Linked DNA regions of Homo sapiens: region 1 is linked to region 2. A link is a contact called in ENCODE Hi-C or POLR2A ChIA-PET data. All regions are on one chromosome and are shown on one strand. Each heading gives the region's core, a stretch centred on a gene start or an enhancer-like site at or near the end of the contact. The rest is flanking DNA. Distances are from core to core; before and after follow the strand shown. Region 1 holds the start of LINC01359 (long intergenic non-protein coding RNA 1359). Region 2 overlaps CACHD1 (cache domain containing 1).

The links. A loop is a pair of places that touch in the nucleus more often than their neighbours do. ChIA-PET counts read pairs that join two places held with the same protein, here RNA polymerase II (POLR2A). Pooled maps may share reads with other maps.
Region 1: a pooled map shows a loop between it and region 2 (2.1-fold over the local background). The contact joins the promoter of LINC01359 here to the enhancer-like site in region 2. A Hi-C loop is called at or near these places in 1 of 168 maps with a recorded cell type or tissue (lower leg skin) and 2 of 50 pooled maps. POLR2A ChIA-PET finds 5 or more read pairs at or near these places in 1 of 52 experiments (naive thymus-derived CD8-positive, alpha-beta T cell).

Annotation. Positions count from the first base shown.
Region 1 is chr1:64,997,982-65,004,706 of GRCh38, forward strand. LINC01359 (long intergenic non-protein coding RNA 1359) reads right to left here and starts at 4,495. Exons shown (of 7, transcript NR_119383.1): 1 at 4,348-4,495. It also overlaps a transcript of JAK1 not described here. RefSeq lists an enhancer at 4,511-4,590 and a silencer at 4,721-4,860.
Region 2 is chr1:64,684,541-64,690,638 of GRCh38, forward strand. The region is part of intron 26 of CACHD1 (cache domain containing 1); the gene reads left to right. Among named protein-coding and RNA genes, the nearest start is that of RAVER2, 57 kb to the right of the region's middle. Within about 2 kb of position 3,276, at least 5 of the 41 ENCODE cell types and tissues checked have a DNase peak (open chromatin) inside an H3K27ac peak, as active enhancers do.

The DNA.
Region 1 (6,725 bases), core at 3,245-5,744, 310 kb after region 2:
AACTTTTCCAAACAGATCTGAAATAGAACTTCTAGAAATAGAACAAAAAGATAGAAATTAAAAAGTCAAACAAGTTAAAAAGAAGATTGGATACAGCTGGAGAAAAAACTCATGAACTGGAAGTCAGATCCTAAAAAACTGTCCTAAATGCAGTCCAAAGAGTATGAAGAGATGCAAAATATGAAAGAGAGATTACAAGACTTGGATTATATATTAGAATGTCTAATACACATGTAATCACAATTCTCCAAAGAGATAGAGAAAATGAGGGAGAGGAAATAGTAAAAGAGACAACAGCTGGGAATTTCCAAGCATTGTTGAAAGTAATTACCATACTTACATGGTCACAGCAGGCATTTGAGTTTTTAACCCTTTGTACAAGTTTTTCTTAAGCTACCGTCCAGAAAAATGTCTTTCATTGAGTACTACTTTATAGTTTACAAAAGGCTTTCACATACTAAAATCTATGTAACATGTTTTTAGACTCATTGAAAGTCTTGGATTTGTTTTCCTATTACAACAGGAAACTGAAGTAATCTCTGGCCGTAAGATTAGTATTAAAGCCATTCTCTTTTAAGTGGAAAAAGAGAAGAGGATGTTGATATGGTTTGGCTGTGTCCCCACCCAAATCTCATCTTGAATTCCCATGTGTCATGGGAGGAACCCAGTGATAATTAAATCATGGGGGCGGGTCTTTTCCATGCTATTCTTGTGATAGTGAATAAGTCTCAGGAGATCTGATGGTTTTAAAAATGGGAGTTTCCCTGCACAAGCTCTCTCTTTGCCTGCTGCCGTCCATGTAAGATGTGACTTGTTCCTCCTTGCCTTCCACCATGATTGTGAGGCCTCCCCAGCCATGTGGAACTTTGAGACCAACTAAAACTTCTTCCTTTTGTAAATTGCCCAGTTTCAGGTATGTCTTTATCAGCCACGTGAAAATGGACTAATACAGATGTTTAGGACCAAACTTAACTAACAATAACTACAGCACTTAAGTATGATGAACATGGTAGTAAATTTGATTCATTTTTCTGCAGTTTTCATTTCAATACTCATTTGGGATATTTCCCTTGTAAATCTTCCTATCTTTTGTTTTCTCTCCTCAGGAATGATTTTTGGGGTCCACAGAAGACAGTGCCCTTCACTGGGTTAAGTGATGAGATCTAATTTCATCATGACCTTGAAGGCTCTATAAATCACTTTCTCCTGTTGCTATGTGAACAAAGTCCAAACCTTCTCAGCATGACATAATAGGCTGTTTCTTTGCCATATGTCACTGCCCTCCTTCTCAGCTCTACTCTCAGTGCAAGCACATAAGATAACTCACATGTGTTCATTTATTTGAACACATACCTGGGCACCTTGTTTCTGTATAGGACATTCCCCTTGGCTCTCTCTTTGCCTTTCTCATCCTTCCTCAGTACTCCCCATTAACTTCCTCTCACTTCTCAATCTGTTGGTCTCAAGAAAGTCAGGCTGGGTGCAAAGGCTCATGGCTGTAATCCTAGCACTTTAGGAGGCCAAAGTGGGAGGATGGCTTGAGCCCAGGAGCTCGAGACCAGCCTGGGCAACATAGGGAGACTCCATCTCTACAATAGAAAAAATTAACTGGGTGTGGTGGCACATGCCTGTGGTCCCAGCTTCTTGGGAGGCTGAAGCAGGAGGATCACTTAAGCCAGGGAGGTCAAGGCTGCAGTGAGCCATGATCACACCATTGCACTCCAGCCTGGGCAACAGAGTGAGACCCTCTCTTTAAAAAAAAAAAAAAAAAAAGTCTACTGGTTCTTCAGGATCCTCCCCAAACTGGGTGGGCACCTGGCTGCCCAAAGCTTTCTCTAACAGTATCTACGGCACCTTGAACTACAGTGTATTTTTTTCAGGTCTGTGCTATAATGTATCCATCTCTATATTCTGGCATGTCTGGCATGTGATGGGCACTCAAGCAATTTTTGGTAAATAAACATTATAGAAAGTCTGGGAAAATACTGGGGGTTGGGGGAGAGAATCATAAGTTTTTTTTTTTTTTTTAAGATGGAGTCTCACTCTGTCAACAGGCTGGAGTGCAGTGGCACGATCTTGGGTCACTGCAACCTCTGACTCCCTGGTTCAAGCGATTCTCCTCCCTCAGCCTCCCGAGTAGCTGGGATTACAGGCATGTGTCACCATGCCCAGCTAATTTTGTATTTTTAGTAGAGACGGGTTTTACCATGTTGGGCAGGATGGTCTTGATCTTCTGACCTCATGATCCGCCCGCCTTGGCCATCGTAAGTCTTAAAAGATCATTGTAGGGCAATCCTTATTCCTGAACCCAGCAATACCACTTCCAGAAAATCTACCCATGCAAATAATTGAGAATGTGTTCAGGTATAGTTACAGCCTGGCAAGATGAGTCCTGCCTGTAATCCCAGATACTTGGGAGGCTGAGGTGGGAGGATCACCTGAGTCCAGGAGGTCAAGGCTGCAGTGAGCCATGATTGTGCCACTGCACTACAGCTTGGGTGAGAGAGACCCCATCTCTTAAAAAAAAAAAAAATAACTACAAAGCTGCACACTCCAGTCCTGTTTAAATAGCAATACTTCCGGACACAATTTTTAAGTTATTCAATAGGGCTTTGGTTAAATAAATGTACAATGGAATACGAAGTAGTGATTTAAAAACACGTATGGAAAATATTTTTCCATGATATTTGATTCAAAGGAAAAAGGTGACAAAGCATTGTGTTCGATGTGATTACATATAATGCTATACATCAGATTGTTAACAGTGGTTTTCTGGGTGGTGGGATTTCCATTTATTTTCTGATTCTGGAAAAAATCTGATTTTTCTGCAATGAATAATAATTATTTTTGTGATTTTTAAAAAGGAGGGTTTTTTTTTTGGTGGGGGGGCGGTTGGATTTTTGTTTTGTTTTGTTTTTGAGATGGGGTCTCACTCTGTGGCCCAGGCTGGAGTGCGGTGGCGCCATGGAAGTTTTTGTTTCTAAAGGGTCCTTTCCTTTGGAGCTCCAACTCTACTAAGAGGCCATTCATATTCCCAACATTCCAGGGTGCCCAAAGGAAAGACCTGGCCAGTTATTTCAGCATCAATTCACAAAATGGGGCGTTGGAAGGGGAAAAACAGCTGCTCTAGTTGGGCAGTGATTATTAAACCCCTCCCAAAAATGGAGTGGACAATTTCCAAGATCTCATCATGTTAGAAAACTTTCATTCGCCGATTTCACTTTTCAAGTGAATCCTAAAGCCTGTTTCCTTAATCTTCATAATTTTGGACATTCCACAGCCCGACCCACGCGTTTATCTTTCACTGGGCTGCAGTGATTCCCCTTGTTACCAAAAGGGGCCCAGCCTCCGCCAGCAGAGGCCTCCTGCGGAGCTGGGGGCGGGACCTCTGGGCTGGGTCCCCCTCTCCCTGTGCGCTGGCTGGCGGCGAGTGCAGTGACTGATTTCCTCTGCTCGCCTTCCCGGAGGTCCCCACCCACGCCACTGCCAACGCTCGGAGGAAGTCACGTTCAGGCCCCAGAGCTGGTCTGAATCTTCCAGGAGGAAAAGAGGGGGTGCATGTGTGCGTGTGTGTGTGGTAGTGTGTGTGTTGTATGTCTAAGAGGTAGCAAGTGTGTTTGTGTGCGTGATATGTGTGTTTGAGAGGCAGCAAATGTGTGTGTTGTATGTGTGTTTGAGAGGTAGAAAGTGTGTGTGTGGGGGGGGGGGTATGTGTGCCTGAAAGGCAGCAAGTGTGTGTGCGTGTGGTATGTGTGTTTGAGGGGCAGCAAGTGTTTGAGTGTGAGTGTGTGGTATGTGTGTTTGAGGGGTAGCAGGAACCCTAGCTTGGTGTCTGTCAGTAACTAGATGGTGATGCAGGTAAGTGATTTTCCCGTTGAGTGGATTAAATTCCTAGTCTGTCAGAGAGGGTGTTGACCTAGAATGACTGCGCAGGTCTCCTGTCCAGTGTTAAGGAGCGTGAGTGCCCTGATGTCCCCAGGAGTGCTGCAAAAAGAGCAAAATGGCATATATCAGGCGTCCCCGAGATGCTGGCATCTATGTTAAAACTATCTTATTTCATCTTCCAACTACTCCTTACAATAGGTGCCCTGATCCCAATACAAGATTGAAAACTGAGGCTCAGAGTCTGCGGTATGCTGTCCAATATGTATGTATACACAAACACACACACGTATATACGTATGTTTGTGTGTATATACGTATGTGTATATATGCACATATATGGGTGTGTATGTATATATTTTACAGCCCATTTGGGCAAATGAGTGAGCCCCAGCCAGAAGCAAGCGCCCCCGCTGCCCCTGGGCAGTGGGCTCGGTACCGCCACGCACCCGTCCTATGTGTTACCTGGTCGCTGCTCACTGGAGTGAAAGCCATTTAGTGGCTGATCCAAGGGAAGTATGAGCTAGTGGCATGTCGAGACAAACCTGGATTTGATTCGCAGCTCTGCCTTCTGTTTGACTACAAGCAAGTAACAAGCTTTTGGAGCCTGTTTCCTCACTTCTAAGTGACGCTAATTATAGTATGTACATCACAAGGATAGTGACATAAGTGATGACTGTGACCAAACTTGGATCACCAAGCCTGCACCCAGGGAGCGCTCAGTAACGCAGCGCTGAGGAGTAGGCCACCCCGGAGGGCTCCAGGTTTCAGCGCAGGCTTCCGCGGAGCCAGCTGGATGCGTCACCATCCGAAAGTGCGAGCCTGGCCGGCGGCGGCGGAGGCGGGGGCACCGCGCAGTTGGAAGCCCGGGCGCTCTTACCGAAAGCGCGAGCCCGGACTTCCCCGCCACGATCGATGTGGCCAGTCTGCGCCTGCCGCAGTTCCCGCTCGCACCCCGGCCCCTCGCAGAGTCCCAGGAAAGCGCTGTGGCGGGCGGGCAGTCTCTGCCCCCGGGAGGGGACGCACGCACGCGCTGCTCCTTCCAGGTCCCGGCGGGGAAGCGATGCTTTCTTGGCCCGGGCTTGGGGCCAGCGGGAACCGGGCTGTCCGGCCGCGCCGTCGCGCCTCGCACGGCGTGAGACAACCTAGCTTTTTTTTTTTTTTTTTTTTTAAGAAAAGCATTGGCACCGCAGCAGCCTCCCCCGCTTCTTCCCTACTAGGACGCCCGCCTGACTCGCCCCATTGCACAATTCTTACCGTGGAACAGCCGCGTGACTCGGCGGGAGCCCAAAAGTTTCCCAGGTTTCCTCAGCCTAGAAAAGCGTGGGTGGGTGTCCCGGCCTGGCTCCAGGCGCCCTTTAAGTTGTATTTCTTCGGGTAACTGGGTTGCCCTTTAAAATGTGGAGATTGTCCTTTAGAAAGAAAGAAAATCTCACGAGCTCGCTGGCCCGCCAGGTCTAGGTTGGCGCCGGGTGACTGCAATGAAACGCGTTTCTTTTCCCATGTACATTTTCAGACGGTAAAAGTGTTTCGATTTGTTTGGGGGAGAAGTCAGGCGCTGGTTTTAAAGGAGGAAGGGGAATGATGCTTAAAAGCAGAGACACGATTTGGAGCTCTCCAAGAATCATAGTGTTTATTAACAATGATTGTGCTTAGTAGACACTGAGAAAATATCGAACGAATGAGTATTTGGAGGAGGGATTTAAATGGGTGTCTATAGGCCAACGCTTTCATTCTGCTGATGAGAAAACCTAGAGGTTAAGTGATTTGCCCAAAGTCACCTAGCTAATTAATGTGGAAGGCAGGAATGGAATCTGTCTCGTTTTGACTCCAAATTCTTGTTATGAGATGGGTGCGTTTTCCCCTCTTTATGAAAAAAAAAAATGCCTTCTGTAGTAATCTCTGTAAAGCCTTACTCCACTCCCTCTGTCTACGCATCTAAAGCAAACATACAAAACAAAAAAGAAAACAGCAATCCCCAAATGCAATCCATGCACTCAAATAGGCTAAATTTGGCAATGCCAAAACAATATATTAACAAGGCATTTTAGTTCTTATTCCTATAAATAACACTTTTTTGTTTTGTTTTGTTTTTTGAGACGTATTCTCGCTCTGTCGCCCAGGCTGGAGTGCAGCGGCGCGATCTCAGCTCATGGCAACCTCTGCCTCCTGGGATCAACTGACTCTCCTGCCTCAGCCTCCCGAGTAGCTGGGATTACAAGTGTGCACCACCATGCCTGGCTAATTTTTGTATTTTAGTAGAGACGGGGTTTCACCATGTTGGCCAGGCTGGTTTCAAATTCCTGACCTCAGGTGATCCACCCGCCTCAGCCTCCCAAAGTGCTGGGATTACAGGAATAAGCCAACCTGCCTAGCCAATAGTACTTTCTTATTCACACAAAATATGTGAAGAAAAGGAGGAAGAGGAGGAGGAGGAAAAACAGAATAAGCAAAACAGTGCTTCTCCAAGATGATATGGAAAATACCAAGCTCCCACTAACCTTACTTTTGTAAGTAAGGTGTTTGGTGCTCTGCATAGAAACTGCTGGACTCGTGAGTGACCATCAGGGTTGATCTAAGATTGTCAGTTATTTCACTCAGGCTTTGACTGGATTTGTTGCTCATCTTTCAGAATAGACAGATGCAATCTGTGCAAACACAAGGGACTTCAATGACAATCTTGCAAATAGCTAGACAGCTTTTGTCTTTGACGTTTCTAGGCTGACCAACTATACCAAATGTCTGATTTAGGAACCAAAATTGCAAAACAAGTAGATGTGAAGATCAAAGGAATCAAGACTATAAGTAGGGATTATGACTAAAAATTCTTTTACGTGTTGTCT
Region 2 (6,098 bases), core at 2,026-4,525:
ATAGTCAAAAAGTTTTAAAAGTTTAAAAGTTTATAAAGCAAAAAAGTTACAGTAAGCAAAGGTTTATTATTGAAGAAAGAAAAAAGTTTAATAAATTTAGAGTAGCCTAAATATATAGTGTTTATAAAGTCTACAGTAGTGTACACTGATGTCCTAGGCCTTCACATTCACTCACCAGTCACTCACTGGCTCACACAGAACAACTACCAATCCTGCAAGCTCCATTTATGGTAAGTGCTCTATATAGGTGTACCTTTTTTGTTTTTTGTTTTTTGTTTTTTGTTTTGAGACAGAGTTTTGCTCTTGTCGCCCAGGCTGGAGTGCAATGGTGCGATCTCGGCTCACCACAACCTCCACCTCCTGGGTTCAAGCGATTCTCCTGCTTCAGCCTCCCAAGTAACTGGGATTACAGGCACATGCCACCATGCCCGGCTAATTTTGTATTTTTGGAAGAGACTGGGTTTTTCCATGTTGGTCAGGCTGGTCTCGAACTCCCAACCTCAGGTGATCCGCCCACCCCAGCCTCGCAATGTGTTGAGATTACAGGCGTGAGCCACTGCGCCCGGCCACAGGTGTACCATTTTAAAAAATCTTTTATACGGTATTTTTCTGGTACCTCTTCTATGTTTAGATATATAAATACCTATAGTATTACCTACAGTATTGTGTACAATTGTGTTTTAGTTGCCTACAGTATTCAGTGCAGTAACATGTGGCACAGGTTTGTAGCCTAGAAGAATAGGCTATGCCATATAGCCGAGGTGTGTAGTAGGCTGTATCATCTAGGTTTGTGAAAGTACACTCTGTGACATTTGTGCAATGATGAAATTACCTAAGGACACATTTCTCATAATGTATCTCTGTCATTACACAAGACATGACTGTACCCTTGTACACTGTGGAGGTGGAGGGGGCTACAGATGGGAGTTGTTACTTCCTCAAGACAGCTTGGTGTAGAGGAAGAGCTTAGGAGATAGGGTAAAGCCAGTTCACTTTGAAGCCTACTTCTCCCCCTTTTTTTTCCACAAGCTGTTGAGACCTTAGTGAGCTACCTTAGACCTGAGTTTCCTAACACTTAAGGTAGGATTAAAAATTTTTACTGCAGTCTGGGCAATATGGTGAGACCCTGTCTCTACAAAATAAAAAAATTAGCCAGGCATGGTGGTACGTGCCTGTAGTCCCAGCTACTCGGGAGACTGAGGTGGGAAGATCACTTGAGCCCAGGAGGTCAAGGTTGCAGTGAGCCATGTTAGCACCACTGCACTCTAGCCAAGAACTCTTTGAGCTCTTTGAGACAGGGCTGTCTCAAAAAAAAAAGAAAAAAAAAATGCTGGGTGGAGTTGCAATGAGGATGAAATGAAATGACATATGATAGGCACGGTGCTCAGGGTTGACCTCCCTACCTCTGTGCCCACCCTGCCCTGAAGAAATTTACAGTCTAGGAGGAAGCTATAAATGAATGCATGTATTCATATGCTTGATAAAAGGTGGAATATGACAGCTTCCTTAAAAGAGTAAAACAAAGAAGGAAAGGGGTGAGAGTTCACTTTTATCTGCGAGTAAATTATGGGAAACCCCATGGAGGAACATGGCATTGACTGGCCCTTGAACTGGTAGGATTGTGGCGTCATGATTCTCTGCTCCCTGATAAGCGTATTTCCATGTGAATCCTTGAGTGTGTTACACAAAAGGAAACTCAAAAGAATTAAGTCTATAAATACATGACTACACAACGGCCTCGGCTCTCATGGTATGAGTTCAGAGTTGTGATCCTAGAATTGAATGAAAATTGAATGTTACCAAACTAAACTTAGAAACTTTAGGGTGTATTTTTATTTAGAAATATTTTATGTGGCCAACAGAATTTCGTTTTTCAAAAGAATCTAATTTTAATTGTTGTATCTTAAGAAAAACTACTCCAATTGAGAATGTTTTTTGAAAGTAGAATCATTTTGGCCCATAGTCTAAGACCACTTAGAATGATTGATTTTCAGCAGTGTTACCCTCACAAGTGGAGGTTAGAAACAATTACTACCTGTGTGTGTTTTCAACTATCTATCTGCTTTGCCCATTTCTCTTAAAAATATCATGTTCTGTCCAATCATCTATTGGCTTATTTTTAAGTCAAAAAACACCTGTACGTTATTTGTTCCTTGTGAATTTGTATTTTGGTTACTATCTCATCAGAAACTTTATGTAAGTGTATATTAGGCAACATTTTTTTCTTTGTAGAGGAAGATTTCTCCCTAGTTTGTGGCAAATTCCAAAATACTTAAAAAGCAAATGCTGAACCTTAAAAACCTGGTCAAAAAACTTTGTAGATGAACGTAAGACCATTTTCTAGAGGTGCACAAACATTCTCCTGCAGTTACTCTCTGTGGCCACGAGATGGTGAGTGAGTCCCCAGAGGGACGTCACACCCCTTATAATCAAACAAAGTTTCTTAGGAACTATCAGATAAATATATAAGCAGACTGTCAAAGAACAAAAACCTAATCTCGGCTCTTTTTGATAGATGCCTGACCTCCTTTCTAAAGCCCATTTCCCACTTGAGATTGTATTTGCAGACACTTTGCTACATAAGCCTTTGGATAGTAAATAAATTTTTCCTTGAAAGTGTTTGCAAATATCCTTTGTGTTTCAAATAGTGCGTCTTCCTCCATGAGTCAGGGACTATGTCTGTCTTAATTCATCACCCTTCCCAGTGCTCAGCAGAACTGCCTGGCACTGAGTAAACAATTAATTTGTTGAATACGAAAATGTGTTTGTCTTTCTCCTGCTTTTCCACAACTTGCTATTCCCTTCTCCCCTGACCTCTTCAGATTTCCATTAATGATTGAAATAAGAGGAAGTTACAGAGGAGTTGAGCAATGGTATCATAGTAAGGAAATTAAATGGAATGCCCTTAGTATGAGAGTTTTACTCTGAAAGCACCTCTGTTGAGGTTCCTATCAGAAAGCAGTAGCAGAAGAGATGGGGGTGCCATCCTGAGATGAAGAGATGGGTGCCCTCCTGAGTTGCCTTGGAGACAGCTGCACCATCACTACCGTCCTGGATGTGAACCCAGGACCTGTGACCAGCCAGGTTCAGAGTGTCACTGGACTCTGTCATAACCCATGGACAGAGTCCAGTGTATCCTAGAATGTCTGCATTATTAGATGAGACTAGTGAATGTTGTACCAGGCAAAGCCACAGGTAACTACAAAATTCACTGATGCTGTTGCTTTGAGAGTATAGTGTGCGTTGGTGGGGGGTGGGGCAGCAGTTGTTTTTAAGTTCCTGCTTTGTGTGAGTCACTGTGTTAAATACTAGGGATACAAAGATAAACAGGAACTTACAATTTAAGAAAGAATTTGCTAATGAATAGATAGCCTTATATTTTTTATTATAATATGGCAAAATATAAGAGATGTGCACAGAATGCATGTAAAATCACAGAAGGAGCACCAGCCCCCATGTGGGCTGGCAGGACTGGAGGTGGGTGGGGGAAATAGGTTGGGAAAGCTTCCCAGAGAAGACTTTCCAACTGAAGCATGAGGCACAATAGCAAGATGAGGAAGGTGGGAGGGTGAGCCAAGCAGAAGGGCCACCATGAATCTAACACCTCGAATGCTAACATGAATTATCAGTTAGTGTGTGGGTGCTTGTAAATGAGCAGAGACGGGAAGCTATCCAGGAAGTGTTTGAATAATCACTGGGATTTTGCTAAAATCCTGTTTTCTACTTTAATCCTTTACATGTATAGCATAAGGTGGTTTTAATATGCACAGCAGTTTGTGACTTAGATTCTGGAGCCTAGCACCCAATCTAACACTCCAGACTTAGCACTGCTAAAGCTGAGAAACCTATTCTGGCTCCTGGTCTCTTAATCCTGGGTAAGGGCATCACTATTTGCTCAGTATCTGAACCTAGAAACCTCGACCTTTTCCAAGGATGTCAGCTCCCTGGCATCTTCACCAGGCAAGTCCATTTGGTCACCAAATCCAGCCTACTGTGCACTTGAACAGTCCACACACTGCGACTGCCCTACTTTATGTCCTTGCCATCTCCTCGAGGCCCATGCTCCAGCACCCTGTCCTCTGAGCCTCTGATCCCACCTTCCTTCTGTCCAGCCTCCCCATTGCCCCCTGACCACTCCCACTGTCCACTACTAGATCATAGCTCATAGCTTCAGCCAGCCTTCTTGACCTGGTCTTAGCCTATCTGTCCAGTGCCATCTCCCACCGCCCCAACCCCCAGCACCAAGCTTTCACCATTCCCAGAAGCCACCAGAGCCCTTCCAGCTGTTGTACCATTGCATGTGCTTGGGCCCTGCTGGAGGTACCTTTACACCCCTGTCTTTACCTACTTAGCCCCTTTTCTCCCATCAGGTCTACCCAATTGTCACCTCAAGGATCTAAGCCAAGTCCATTGGCTTTGGAATTCCTTTTGTGTGCCTCTGTTTTAGCACATGGGTGTTTCCCCTTCTTGCCCTAAGGTAGGCCTCTCAGGAGCTGAGGCCTCACCTTAGCCCTTTCCTGTCCAGCCTCTAGCCTGGCACCTGGCACCAAGAAGGCACTCAGTCATGGTGGACACACATGTCTCCCATCCAAGTACTAACCAGGCCCGACCATGCTTATGGTGGACACATATGTCAGTGAACACTTCCTCTTCTGCCCTGAATTTGCAGATGACACTTCTGAGATTCTGGCTAGACATCTCCACATATGTGACCAACAGAGTCTCAAAATCAAGCTGTGCATAAACAAAATGTGTCTTCTTTCCTGAGACTCAATCTGTGAGTTGTCCTTTCTTATCCTTATAACTTGAAGTTGTAGTCACCTTTCACTACTCCTCACCCCCACAGTCCCCCACATCTGATGACTTACCAATTTCTCTTGCCTCCACCACTGAGATAGCTTTTAAATCTGTCCAATCCCACTGCCCTAGTTTAATTCTCTATCCCTCACGCGGGCTGTTGAAATAACCTCCTAACTGCTCCCTGTCTTTCCTTTCGCTTCATCTCCCAAACCACCATCCTCTAAACACAAATGATCATGCCATTTTTTGGCCTGCTCAGTATCTTGTGTGGTCTCTCCATTTGCTACTCTTCGGCACGGGCTTTATGATTTGACTTAACTTCATGCCTCCCACCTGCCCTACCCTCCAGCTACCTGCTAGCACTCATCCAAGCCACATGGAACAGGGATGGCCTTTATATCCACACCTCTATGGCTGTGGTCATCCTGTTCCTTTCTTTATATCCACTTATCAAACTCCTACTCATCCACTTAAGCCCAACTAAAATATACATTCTCTGAAGATTCCTTATTCCCCCAGGCAGAATTAGATATTCCCTCTTCTGGATTTTAATTATACCTCAGTTATAGCACTTACCATTATCTGTGTAAAAGGAGGCTTTGTTTTGTGAGCATCTGTCTCAAACTCAACTGTAAAATCATTAGGGAAAGATGACGTCTCTTATTCGTGTTTCCTCTTCTCCCGCTCCAGCCCCATAATGGTCTCCAATAAATGAATAAGTGAATGACCAATGCTGATATTTGTTTCATTTCTCAAACATTAGCTTTTGAGCTCCCTATGCAGGGACCAGGCTTTCATCTTTATATGTCTTCCAGTGCCCAACACAGTGACTTGTATATTATAGGTACGCAGTAAATATTTGTTAAGTTGGACTGACAGCTAAATAATTCTATCATTTGAGTAATGTTTCATTGAGGACAGAATTTTTGCACAGAGCATACAATTTCAACCACCAATGACTCCTGCTTGGCTGCATGCAAGAACATCAATTTTGCAGCCATGAATGTGACTAGCATTACCCACGGGTAAGTGCTGATTGACGCTAACTGTAGATGCAATGGAAATATTAATGAGCTGTTGCTTCTTAAAATGTTTAAAGGAGATTTTTGCAATATTTAAAAACATGCCAGGAATCTCAGAATGGAATCCTTTGATCAGCAAGGGCATTTGCCTTTGAAACATGTATTACTTAGAATACCAAAAGAAATTAAATTTAAATGGGGTGGGGGGCAGCTAACACAGAGAATAGCTGATTGCACAGCTAGTTGCCCTGGGTATATGTGGAGTTAGTGTTTCAT